2 separate regions of the Homo sapiens genome follow, and region 2 is linked to region 1. Evidence: chromatin contacts called from ENCODE Hi-C or POLR2A ChIA-PET data. All regions are on one chromosome and are shown on one strand. The core of a region is the stretch at or near the end of the contact, and the rest is flanking DNA. Distances in the headings are between cores, read along the strand shown.

What was found. A loop is a pair of places that touch in the nucleus more often than their neighbours do. ChIA-PET counts read pairs that join two places held with the same protein, here RNA polymerase II (POLR2A). Pooled maps may share reads with other maps.
Region 2: a loop to region 1 is called in a map of B cell, with 9 times the contacts of the local background. The contact joins the promoter of GVQW3 here to the promoter of RAB6A in region 1. A Hi-C loop is called at or near these places in 1 of 168 maps with a recorded cell type or tissue (B cell) and 9 of 50 pooled maps. POLR2A ChIA-PET finds 5 or more read pairs at or near these places in 1 of 52 experiments (activated T-cell).

The regions. Positions count from the first base shown.
Region 1 is chr11:73,757,945-73,763,724 of GRCh38, forward strand. It overlaps RAB6A (RAB6A, member RAS oncogene family), which reads right to left and starts at 3,130. Exons shown (of 8, transcript NM_198896.2): 1 at 2,622-3,130. The coding sequence starts at 2,691. LOC124902711 (a long non-coding RNA gene) reads left to right here and starts at 3,214. Exons shown (of 2, transcript XR_007062775.1): 1 at 3,214-3,296; 2 at 3,793-5,156. RefSeq lists an enhancer at 2,281-2,781 and silencers at 3,078-3,387, 3,548-3,737.
Region 2 is chr11:76,376,941-76,382,720 of GRCh38, forward strand. It overlaps GVQW3 (GVQW motif containing 3), which reads left to right and starts at 4,383. Exons shown (of 2, transcript NM_001347885.2): 1 at 4,383-5,353. The coding sequence starts at 4,889. It overlaps THAP12 (THAP domain containing 12), which reads right to left and starts at 4,192. Exons shown (of 5, transcript NM_004705.4): 1 at 3,808-4,192. The coding sequence starts at 3,896. RefSeq lists an enhancer at 3,397-3,898 and a silencer at 3,541-4,470.

The sequences.
Region 1 (5,780 bases), core at 1,880-4,379:
TTGCATTCTTCTGTGGGAAATAAAAACAAACACATAAAAAATAAGATAATTGTAAATGTGGTAAATGCTATTAAGAAGAAACAAGGCTTTGCCATAGATTACAGTCTTTGAAAGCTGAATTGTGGAATTCTAACAGACCTAAAAATAAATAATTCATGAAGAGTTACATCAAAAGGACATGGAGTCTACAGACTTCTAACGCATAAGAAAACTATAGACACTGACCATGAAAACAGAGATCAATCTTTCATTGTCAAAGCTAATGAATGGCATTACTTGACAATATAGTAACCTCAAAAGATAATTAACTTCACATCCTGAATTGAATGCTGAAACAGAAAAAGGACATTAGGTTAAAACTAAAAATCTAAATAAACTATGGACTTAAGTTAATAATAACATATCAATATTAGTTCATTAATTGTTAACAAATGTGCCATACTAATGCAAGATGTTGATAACAGGGGAAACTAGATGTGTGGGTATATGGGAACTCTACACTATCTTTTCAATTTTTCTGTAAGTCTAAAACTGTTCTAAAAAATGAAGTCTATTAAAAAAAATCTAACCAGGCTTCAGTAATGGAGGGGGGAGGGTAGTAGAGGCTTAAACAAGGTACGAAATTAGAAGCCATAAAACTCTCCATTATGCATTAGAACATACACAAATACTCAAGAAATTCAAAGGAAACCTGAAGATACTTAGGAAGTTAAGCACTCCATTCATGCTAAAACCTTTTTAGGCAGGAAGATGAATAGGTTTTTTCATGCAAACTAAATAGCTGTGCATCACAACATAAGGAAGGCAATAATATCCTTAGAATGCACAATAAGCACTTTGGATCCTTTTTATCAATAATAACCAATAAACTATATTTTATGTTTGGGAACTATCCTGATATTGACACAGAAAAGCTGGACTAGAAGCAACTCCATAGGTTCTACCAAGTTACTCACCTAAAGACACAAGTTTATACTTACTTCAGGAAAATATATAAGCAAAAAGGAGGGAGATTGTATTTTTCCCCCCAAAAGGGAGGAGGGGAAGATAATCTACACATGAAAGGAGAAAAATGATTTCCCAGTTCTAACTGGAGGCAATTTTGCAAGAGTATTAACCTCTGTGATGGCATACAAATTAGTATAAATAGTTCAAAGTAGTAATAAAAGCTACGAATTTATATCACTTACATGCCTTCCAGTCAAAACAAATAACTAATGTTTTCTATAACCTCACCTAAAACACCTAGTAGGTACTCAATGTTTGATGACTCAGAACTAATCTCTCAATGTCTGAATTTTAAAGATGGGCATGCAAAGTATGAGAAAAACAAAGGAGGGTAATCATCTCTGAATTGTCGAGTGTCAAGTTTGTATAATACAGCATAAAACTGGAATTACTACAAGAAGTAATCGTAGATACAACCATCACAAAATTAGGATCTAGTATCTAATACAAAAGTACAGTGACAGCAGAACCTGACCAGGTAAATGACATAACAATTTCACTCATCAGACAGTACAGAATATTAAGCATAAAAGAATTATTTAGCCCAAATGGTATTTAAATCTAATTTAGGTAACTAGATGATGAGTCTGTTCCTACTCTACTCCATTTTCCAAAGGAAATCCGACAAAACAAAGATGTTTGTTATTCCAAGCCTTCTCTCACATGAATCCTCAATATATCATTGGAAAATACTCAAGAAGGAATGAATAATTAACATTTCCCCAGTAATTCCCTTTTGTACCACCATGAGACTCAGACGCTGCTTCATGTTGAAAAGAGAAAAAGGGGAGGTGAGATGAGAAAAATTCCAAGTAAAATGATCATGACATAGCATCTGGCAGAGATTGAAAAATCATCAACATTGCCAAAAGAATTGTCAGTGATGAAAGTCAAGAGAACAAAATGAGGTTTTCCGACAAGCCACAGCCCCATCTAACCTAAGGGGCAAAAATCTCCACTGCCGACGCTACCCCTTTCACCCCCAACCACCCCATGCTCAAGTCGTCTCCAATTCAGATGTTTCCTCTATGGCCCAGACTAATTTCCCACCCAGGTGAAAATCATTTAATTTTTTCTACTACCACCCCTTCCCACCTTCCACGACATCAGCACTTCGCAGGGCCAAGCCTCTGGGGAAAACAACGCCCAGATCCCACCCTCCTTGGCCAAGGTTGAAGAGGGCCCGCTCTCGGGAGTGGGGCTTCCCTGAGTGGGCCTCACAGAGCTGAGGAACTGGGAAAAGAGCAAGGAATAAGGGTGGGGCTCAAGAAAGGGGGCCGGGGTACGGGCAATGACCGAGACCGGAGGAAGAAAGGGATGGACAAGAGGCTGGGCGGGGTGAGGTCTGGGGAGGGAGGGCAGATCGACCGGAGATGGCCGGACTGCGGGGAACGGAGCCGGGGAGTCGAGGATTGAAGAACCCGGGGAACAGGGTAAAAACTCGGCCACTGGCGAAGAGCCAGTGGCACCGGGGGGCACATCGGGAAGGGCTGCGGTGGCAACGAGCGCGGACGCGAGGCGGGCAGGGAGCCTCCGCGGACGGAAGGGCCGCACCGGGGGCGGTGCGGGGACGCTGCGGCCAGCTGCCAGGAGTAGGGGAGCCACGCACTCACCGCTTTGCTCCCCCAGGAACACCAGCTTGAATTTCCTCAGCGGATTCCCGAAGTCTCCGCCCGTGGACATTGTGGAACTAGAGGAGCGGCCGCCGCCTCAGCCTAGAGACCTCCCGGACCGATGCTGCTCCAGCCAGCTGACGAAAAAGGCGAGCGGAAGGGCGGGCACCGAGCTCTCTCGGCCCCTGCAAGGCCCGGTGGAGGAGCCCGGCTGGAGGGCAGCAGGACTCTCCACAGACTGGCAGCCGCCGCCGCCTCCCGGCAGAGTAGCCTAGCACCGAGCGAGGCCCGCGGCTGGGAAGGGAAGGAGGGCGGTGTCGGCAGGAGCCAGGGGTGTCCTCTGGCTTCCCAAAGCTAGGGCCGTTCCCTCCTTCCGCACTCGGCTCCCAGACCTGGGGAAGAGAAGCTGAGGGTGGCGGAGCCGGAACCGCAGACGTATCTGGGACCTCTCACGCGCAGCGCCTGAGCTTCCACAGCTGCCGCCGCCGCCGCAGCCCAACCTGCTGAGTGCGCGAGCCTCTGGAGCGGCGCGGGGCGAGCCCGGGCGCGAGCCTGCGGCCCCGCCGGCCGCTGGCGTGCGTGCGTGCGTGCATGCGTGCGCGCCACCGCCATCGCCATCGCCTTCCTGGTTTGGACAGCTCTACCGGCTCCTCCCGCACGGCGGCGACGGGGCAGGTTAGGTTTCCACTGGCGTCAAAAGAAGCCAGGAGGAGGCGGGGCAAGCCAGGGATAAGTTAGTGGGAGGCTGGAGCCCTTACGTCACTTACATAATGAGCCAATCGGAAGGGGCTGAGGGCGAGCCCACACGCGAGTGAGGTGGCAGCGTGAGAGCGCGCGCAGCCCTCGAGCTGTGGAAAGCGGAGCACTGTGGCGGCCATAAGAAGTGTGGCGCCTCTCAGCCTGAGGGGAGGGGAAGGAAAGAAAGGGGAGGGGGAGAAGGGTGGGGCGGAGGCGGGGCCGGGACAAAGGTGGAATATGATCCCCCAAAAAGTGTGGGTGGGGTCCTATAGCCTTAAAATTTGTAATGGGAGCCTCTTTCCTGAGCCCTCAGCCGTGCCTCACAGTCCTCAGATCCCTTCTTCACCATTGCACACACCCCACCTTCTCCATCCTCTCATCATAATTCCTCACAGGCATCTTACTAAATAACATTCTCCTCCATTGCTCCCAGGAATGTTATAACTGCCAGAATCATGGCCTCCCAATTTTGCAGATGAGGAAACTGAAGCTTAGAGGGAGTAAATGACTTGCAAAATCCATAAAGCGGGCTGGGCGCGGTGGCCCACGGCTGTAATCCCAGCACTTTGGGAGGCGGAGGCGAGTGGATCACGAGGTCAAGAGATCGAGACCATCCTGGCCAACATGGTGAAACCCTGTCTCTACTAAAAATGCAAAAATTAGCTGGGGGTGGTGGCGCGCGCCTGTAGTCCCAGCTACTCGGGAAGCTGAGGCAGGAGAATCGCTTGAACCCGGGAGGCGGAGGTTGCAGTGAGCCGAGATCACACCACTGCACTCCAGCCTGGCGACAGAGCGAGACTCCATCTCAACAGAAAAAAAAAAAAAAAAAAAAAAAAAAAGCCGGGCGTGGTGGCTCATCCCTGTAATCCCAGCACTTTGGAAGGCTGAGTTGGGTGGATCACCTGACGTCAGGAGTTCCAGACCAGCCTTGGCCAACATGATGAAACCCCATCTCTACTAAAAATACAAAAAATTAACGTGGTGTGGTGGCGGGTGCCTGTAATCCCAGCTACTTGGGAGGCTGAGGCAGGAGAATCGCTTGAACACGGGAGGCGGAGGTTGCAGTGAGCCAAGGTCACACCATTGCACTCCAGTCTGGGCAACAAGAGCGAGACTCTGTCTCCAAAAAAAAAAATCCATAAAGCAGCTGGGCGCGGTGGCTCACGTCTGTAATCCCAGCACTTTGGGAGGCCGAGGCGGTAGAATCGCTTGAGCCCAGGAGTTCGAGACCAGGCTGGGCAACAAAGCAAGACACTATCTCTACAAAAAATAAAATAGCCGAATATCGTGGTGTGCTCCTGTAGTTCCGGCTACTCAGGAGCCTGAAGCAGAAGGATTGCTTGAGTCCAGGAGTTGGAGGCTGAGGTATGGCACCACTACACTGAAATCTGGGTGACAGAACAAGTCCCTGTCTTAAAAAAAAAAAAAAAAAACAAAAAAACTTTCTAAGTGAATAATAAAAAATATGTCCTTACATTTGTGTCTATACACAAATGTATATCATTTGTGTATATCATTCACAAAACATTTATGTACTTTTTCTCATTATTGGGGAGTTATTTGCTTAGCTGTAGAAATGACAGGATTGAAAAAGTGCCTTCTCAGGCCCAGGGATGAATTGCTGACCTAGAATAAATTACAGGGAAGAACCAAAGTTCTTAAAATATCATCTATTCTGGCCTATCAAGACAACAGCTATATCCTCAAACCATCTCTATCAAAATTTACTCCCTTCTGGTTCCTCTCCCAGCCATGTGCAGGTAGAACATGCATCTAAAATAAAATGGTAAAAACCTGGCTTGTAGCATGGACATTTGATTTTACAAGTAGTTTGTCAGATCTAATAGGGTCCTCTCCACCATTAACCCAGAACCCTGGCACATACAAAGAGCAGCTTAAACCAAGAAACTTTTTAAAAAGATTATGCAAACAAAAGTGAGTAGCTATTTTCTTTCTGATGGGTACCAAGTTTTCATTATGCTTCCTGAAATAGACTTTAAAGTAACATCTGAGGATTGGAACTATAATTACTTTGTACTTCCTACAGAACTTTATGAATCAGTCCTCCCTGCTGCTTTGGTCTCTGTAGTCACCTAGACAGGTGGTACTGTTCCCTGTCATTTTGAAGGGCCTTATGGTCTAGTCCACCTCTTACCTAAAATGTTTTAATGTTTTAAGCTTTCATTTTGCATTGACACATACACAGCCTCATTATCCTCTGAAGCTGCCTTCATATTACCAAGTACTCTGTGTAAGTTTTGTCTTCAGAGACTTTATGGCCTAAACATTGCATATTAAGTGCTGTAGGGTATAGCAAATGGAAAAATTACTCAGGAGAAAGAGGAATTAGAGAGGCCCTTTTCAAGAGTATTTTCACCAACATTTTCACCTTCATGATTTCCTACGCTCACTTCTCTTTAC
Region 2 (5,780 bases), core at 3,133-5,632, 2.6 Mb after region 1:
AGATAACGCATAATGGGGCAAGGCCAAGTCAGACTAAGATGCTCCTCTCCTCTGTTCCCAACTGCTACTCCTCACTGTACTGAGCGAGTTCTTTCCCATGTCTCGGAACTTAAAACACTGGGAATGCCCCAGGACTCAATCCTCAGATCTGTTCTTTGCTCACTCCTTAGATAACCTTAACCCGTACCACGGTTTTAAATACCCTCTATAAACTGAGAACACCCATATTTACAATTTCCGGTTTGAAAGTCTCTGAATTTCAGACTTGTATATCCTATTCTCTCTTCAAGACATCTATTTTCTTTGAGGTGAAATTCTCATAACATAAAACTAACCATTTTAAAGTAAAAAACTAATGGCAATTAACACATTCATCATGTTCTGCAACCATCACCACTACCTAATTCTAAAACATTTTCATCACCTCAAAAGGAAACCTTGTAACCATTAATCAGTTGCTCCCCACTCTCCCTTTCGCCCAGCCCCAGGCAACCACTGATATGCTTTCTATCTCTATGGATTTACTTATTCTGGATATTTAATATAATAGAATCATACAACATATAAGCTTTTGTATCTGACTTCTTTCACTTAGCATAATGTTTCTGAGGTTCACCCATACTGTAGTATGTACTGGCACTTCATTCCTTTTCATGGCTAATATTTCATTGTATTGATATACATTTTGTTTATCCATTCAAGCACTGATAAACGTGGCTTGTTTCTACCTTTTGACTATTGCGAATAGTGCTGCTATGAATGTGTGTACATTTGGTTTTTTTGAATATCAGTTTGCAATTCTTTGGATATACGCCTAGGAATGGAATTGCTGGGACACACAGTAATTCTACATCTAACTGCCACTTGTGGTTTTGATTTGAACTTCTCTAATAACGAGTGATGCTCAGCATCTTTTCATGTGCTTTTTAGCCATTTATATCTTCTGTTTAAAGAAAGAAGTCCTTTGCCTATTTTAAAATTGGGTTGTCTTTTTGTTGCTGAATTGTAAGAGTTCTTTATATATTCTGGATACTGGACCCAGATCAAATGTATTATTTGCAAGTACCTTCTTCCATTCTTTTCACTTTCTTGGTAATGTTCTTTGATACACAAAAGTTTAATTTTGATGAAGTCCAATTAGTCTATTTTTCTTTTTACTGCATGTATTTTGGTGTCATATCTAAGAATGTGGTGCCAGCCAAGCACGGTGGCTTACACCTGTAATCCCAGCACTTTGGGAGGCCAAGGCGGGCAGATCACCTGAGATCAGGAGTTCGAGACCAGCCTGGCCAACATGGCGAAACCCCGTCTTGACTAAAAAAAAATACAAAAATTAGCCAGGCATGGTGGCGGATGCCTGCAATCCCAGCTACCTGGGAGGCTGAGTGAGTAGAATAGTTTGTGAACATCGGTGGCAGAGGTTGCAGTGAGCTGAGACTGTGCCACTGCACTGCAGCCTGGGCAACAGAGTGAGACTCTCAAAAAAAACAAAAAACAAACAAGAATGTGCTGCCAAATCTAAAGTCATGAAGATTTATCTGTATTTTTTTCCTAAAAGTTTAATGACATAGCTCTTATATTTAGGCCTTTGATCTCAATAAAAGTATAGGCCATTTGGAGTTCATTTCTGTATATGGTATGAAGAAAGACATCTATTCTTTTTTTTTTTTCATCTATTCTTTCTTTCTTGAGACGGAGTCTTGTTCTGTCACCCTGACTGGAGTGCAGTGGCACGATCTCGGCTCACTGCAACCTCTGCCTCCTGGGTTCAAGCGATTCTCACGTCTTGGCCTCCTGAGTAGCTGGACAGGCACGCACCACTGGGCTCAGCTAATTTTTGTATTTTTTAATAGAGACAGGGTTTCCCTATGTTGGCCAGGCTGGTCTCGAACTCCTGACCTCAAGTGATCCGCCTGCTTAGGCCTCCCAAAGTGCTGGGATTACAGGTGTGAGCCACCATGCCCGGCCTAGACATCTATTCTTGAATGTCTATCAGGTCTCTCAAACCCAAACTTCTAGTATTCCTCTACCAAACCTGCTCTTCCCAGTCTTCCCTATCTCAGCAAATGCTCACGTTAAAAATCTTGAAGTCGGCTGGGCGCGGTGGCTCAGAGCCTGTTCTAGCACTTTGGGAGACCGACACAGGAGGACTGCTTGAAGCCAGGAGTTCAAGACCAACCTGGCCAACATAGATTTTTAAAATCTTGAAGTCGTCCTTAAGTTCTCTTTTTCTTTTACAATCTACCTCCAAACCATTAGCAAATGATGTTGGCTTCACCTTCAAACCATATCTCAAATTTACCATCTCCTCCTCTATTAATCTGGATTATTACAACAGCCTTTTAACTGGTCTTCCGGCTTTCACCTTTGCCTCCCCACAATCTAATGAGCAGCCACTGATCCTGTTAAAATTTAAGTCTCTGCTCTAAACCCTTCAATGACTTCCTATTTCACTCATAATAAAAACCATAGTGCCTTCCAAGACCTACAAGGTCCTACCTAAAGAATTTGCCCCTACCATACACACACCTTTCTGGTCTCATCTCACCTCTCTCCCAGTCCCTCTCCCTGGACTCCTGGTTGCCCTGTCTTTGCCTTCTTTGGAATGCTGCTGCCCAAGGTATCTCCATGGCTGGCCCCTTCACCTGGTCTTTGCTCAAATTCACCTTCTTAGTGAGGCCTTCTCTAATCACTGTATTTAAAATAGCAATTGTGCGTCCCTTGATACTACTTATTCCCCTACCCTCTAACCTTTGTTTATTTTTCTCCACAGTATTTATCATCATCCGACACACTACGTATTTTACTTGTTTATTCCCCCCCCATTAGAATGTAATCTTCATGAAAGCAAGGACTTCGATTTGTTCATCTGTAACCCCCACTGCTCACAACAATGCCAACACAAGTAGACCTTCAATAATTAATTGAACTAATTAATAAATAACATAAATTATAGTCGCCCGTTGCTGCACCTGTTCCCTTACTGGACTGAGAGCTTTCTGCAAGCAGTGACACCCTTATTCACCCATGAACTCCCAGCACCTAACATTTGCGCTCGGCACATAGTAGGCATTGATTTTAAATGAATGAACCAACAAGACAGGCCTATGAAACATCTCAGCCTTTCAAACACAGTCCCTATGCTATCATTCCCTAAATATGTCAGTGTGTGGGGGTTATCCGAAGGAAGAGGTTCCAATACCAATTTCCACGCCCTCACGCGTACACCCTCTGTTATCCCTACAATACCCAAGCGAGAAAATGAGTAACGGTGACAGCCAGAAAATGAATCCTGAACCGTGCAATGACAAGTCCGAAGGAGAAAGCAGTTGCGATGAGATGAAAGAAGGTAGCGGGACTCAAAACAGAAACACTGTCCCGGGGGTGGTGGCAAGGAGAGGGAAAGGCCCCAGTGGCCACAACCATAGAGTCCTGCTCTCTTTTGACAGCTAAGGAAACTAACGCCCAGAGAGGAAAGCGACTCCCCCGAGGTCACACAGCAAGTGAGCCACGGCGAGAACCCACAGCATCCCGCGTCCGCGCGCCGCCCCAGCTCCCTCGCGTTTGGGGTGGTGTCCTCCGCGCAGAGCCCCCACCAGCGCACGTGCTCCGAGGTCCCCGGACGCCCGCCCGCCCACGGCTCGGGGCCGGCTCCCCATCTCGGTCCAACGCTGGGGTCGACGGCAGTGCGCTGCGCCCGCCTCCTGCGCCCCTCTCAGCCAGCCCGGGAGCCCGCCAGGGGCCGGCGGCTGGCAGCGCTCACCGCGAAGGTGGGCCCGGGCCGCCCGCTCTGCGCCCGCCGCTTACCTGGCAGGGTCCCGCGGGAACCTGAAGAAGGCCAAGTCGGACTGCGTGCTCTTCCGCGTGCAGTTGGGGGCAGCGCAGAAGTTCGGCATCGTCGCCCGCCCGCCGGCCGGCCCAGCCCTCCCCTCCCCGCCTCCTCAGGGCAGTCCGCCCGCCCGTCGGGGCCGGGGAGGGGAGCCAGGCCGGCCGGCCGGCTCGGCAGGGCCGACGCGCGGGGGAGGGGCGGGCGGGCTAGAAGCCGCGAGGGCCAGGAGGGGTGCCGCGGTCCGAGGCCGGGCTGGGGACGCGGCTCCACAGTGCTGTGAGCGGCCGGGAGGATTTACCGCCGCCGCCGCCGCTGGTGCACCTCCCGCCCGCCCGAGACGCTGCCGCCTCCTTCCCACAATGCACCCTGACGCCCGGGGGTGCCCTCTCTTCCCTCAGCCTTCCTCCCCCGCCCCTCCTTTCCGCCTTCTCAGCAGGCGGGCACGCGCAAGGAAGCGCGCCTGCCGGGGTGTGGCGAGGCGGAGGCGGGACCTGGCGCGCGCCGCCGCAGTGCGACTGCGCACAGTCTAATCCGCGGGGAGAGAGAATTGCGCATGCGCGCCTGTCTCCCGGGACGCTAGAGCAGGCGGTTCCTGGGCTGCTCCGGTAGGTTTGGCGTGCGCGGGTTTCTGCAGATCTAGGGCGAGCTTGCACGTTACATCACCGATGCATCTCTTCTTGCTTGCTTAATTTGCCACCACTTAGGCCTTTCTTGCAGAATTCGCCATATACTCCTTAAGGGCCGCGGAATCGGAGCGACCTTGGTGACTGGCAAACTCTCGGCAGATGTGCGTGCACTGGTTTGATGCAGACGTGGTTGTAGGCGATTTAATTTTTCCCAGCTTTGCAGCGACTGTTGGCTTCCCAGAACGGATCTCCCCAGCCTCGACTGGAAGCTGAGGGACAAAAATTCATAAAAGCAATTACTCTTTCCCGGCGAGGCTTCTAGAAGAGCAAGAAGAGCGATATGATTACACCTGCAGCCCTATAAAGATTGATCTGTCCGTCTTTCCCTTACAGTCGTGGCCTGTTAAACGTTCCTGTGTTGTTCAGTGCCAGAATGAGTGACCGCTATTTAGAACAAAGGATTAGTATCAAATTTTGCGTGAAATTGAACAAGTCTGCAAGTGAGACCCACCATCTTTTAAAAGAAGCTTATGGGGATGAAGTCATGTCAAGGGCCAGAGTTTTTGACTGGCACAAAAGGTTTAAAGAAGGACGGGAAGATGTTCGAGATGATGCCCGAAGTGGGCGTCCAGTCACCCACCGAACAGATGACAATATCCAGAAGGTCAAGGACTTGGTTTGTTCAAACAGGCAGTTAACCGTGAGGATGATGGCTGAAGAGTTAAATTTAGACAAAGAAACTGTTAGGCTCATTTTGAAAGAAAACTTGAACATGAGGAAGATTTCTGCAAAAGTTATTTCGGGTGTTTTGAAGGGTGAGCCTAAACCACGAAAACTTGACTTTCGGTCCGATCTTTCAAAGGAAACTAGGAAAAATAGCTCATGTTTGAGGAAAAAGGTAACAGGTTCTGAAACATGGAGTTATCTCCAGGGTGAAGCTGGTGGGGAAATGCCCCTGCCGGTATCCCATCCCAGAGTCCACTACTCTGCCAGTCAGCTTCTGCAGGCGTCATCTTCAACAAGCCTTCCCCCCAGGGTAGCTGAGAATTGGTTCACCCCATGGTGAGAGGAATGTGAGTTAGCTGAACCAGAACTAGGATGCTGCCTCACTGTTAGGCACCTTCTTTGGCTGCTCACGTATTTTTCAGTCTTCACCACTCCTCCCTATGTGCCATGGCCCTCCTCATTACTCTTTGCTGGACTCTTGGACCATTTTCCTTGCTGTTCTCCATAACTTTGAAAAACTTTTGGCTGTTCCCTTCTGGTATTTGCTTGTTCTTGATTTCTTTTGCTCAACAAGTTTGGATTTCTTCTCTGCCCAGACC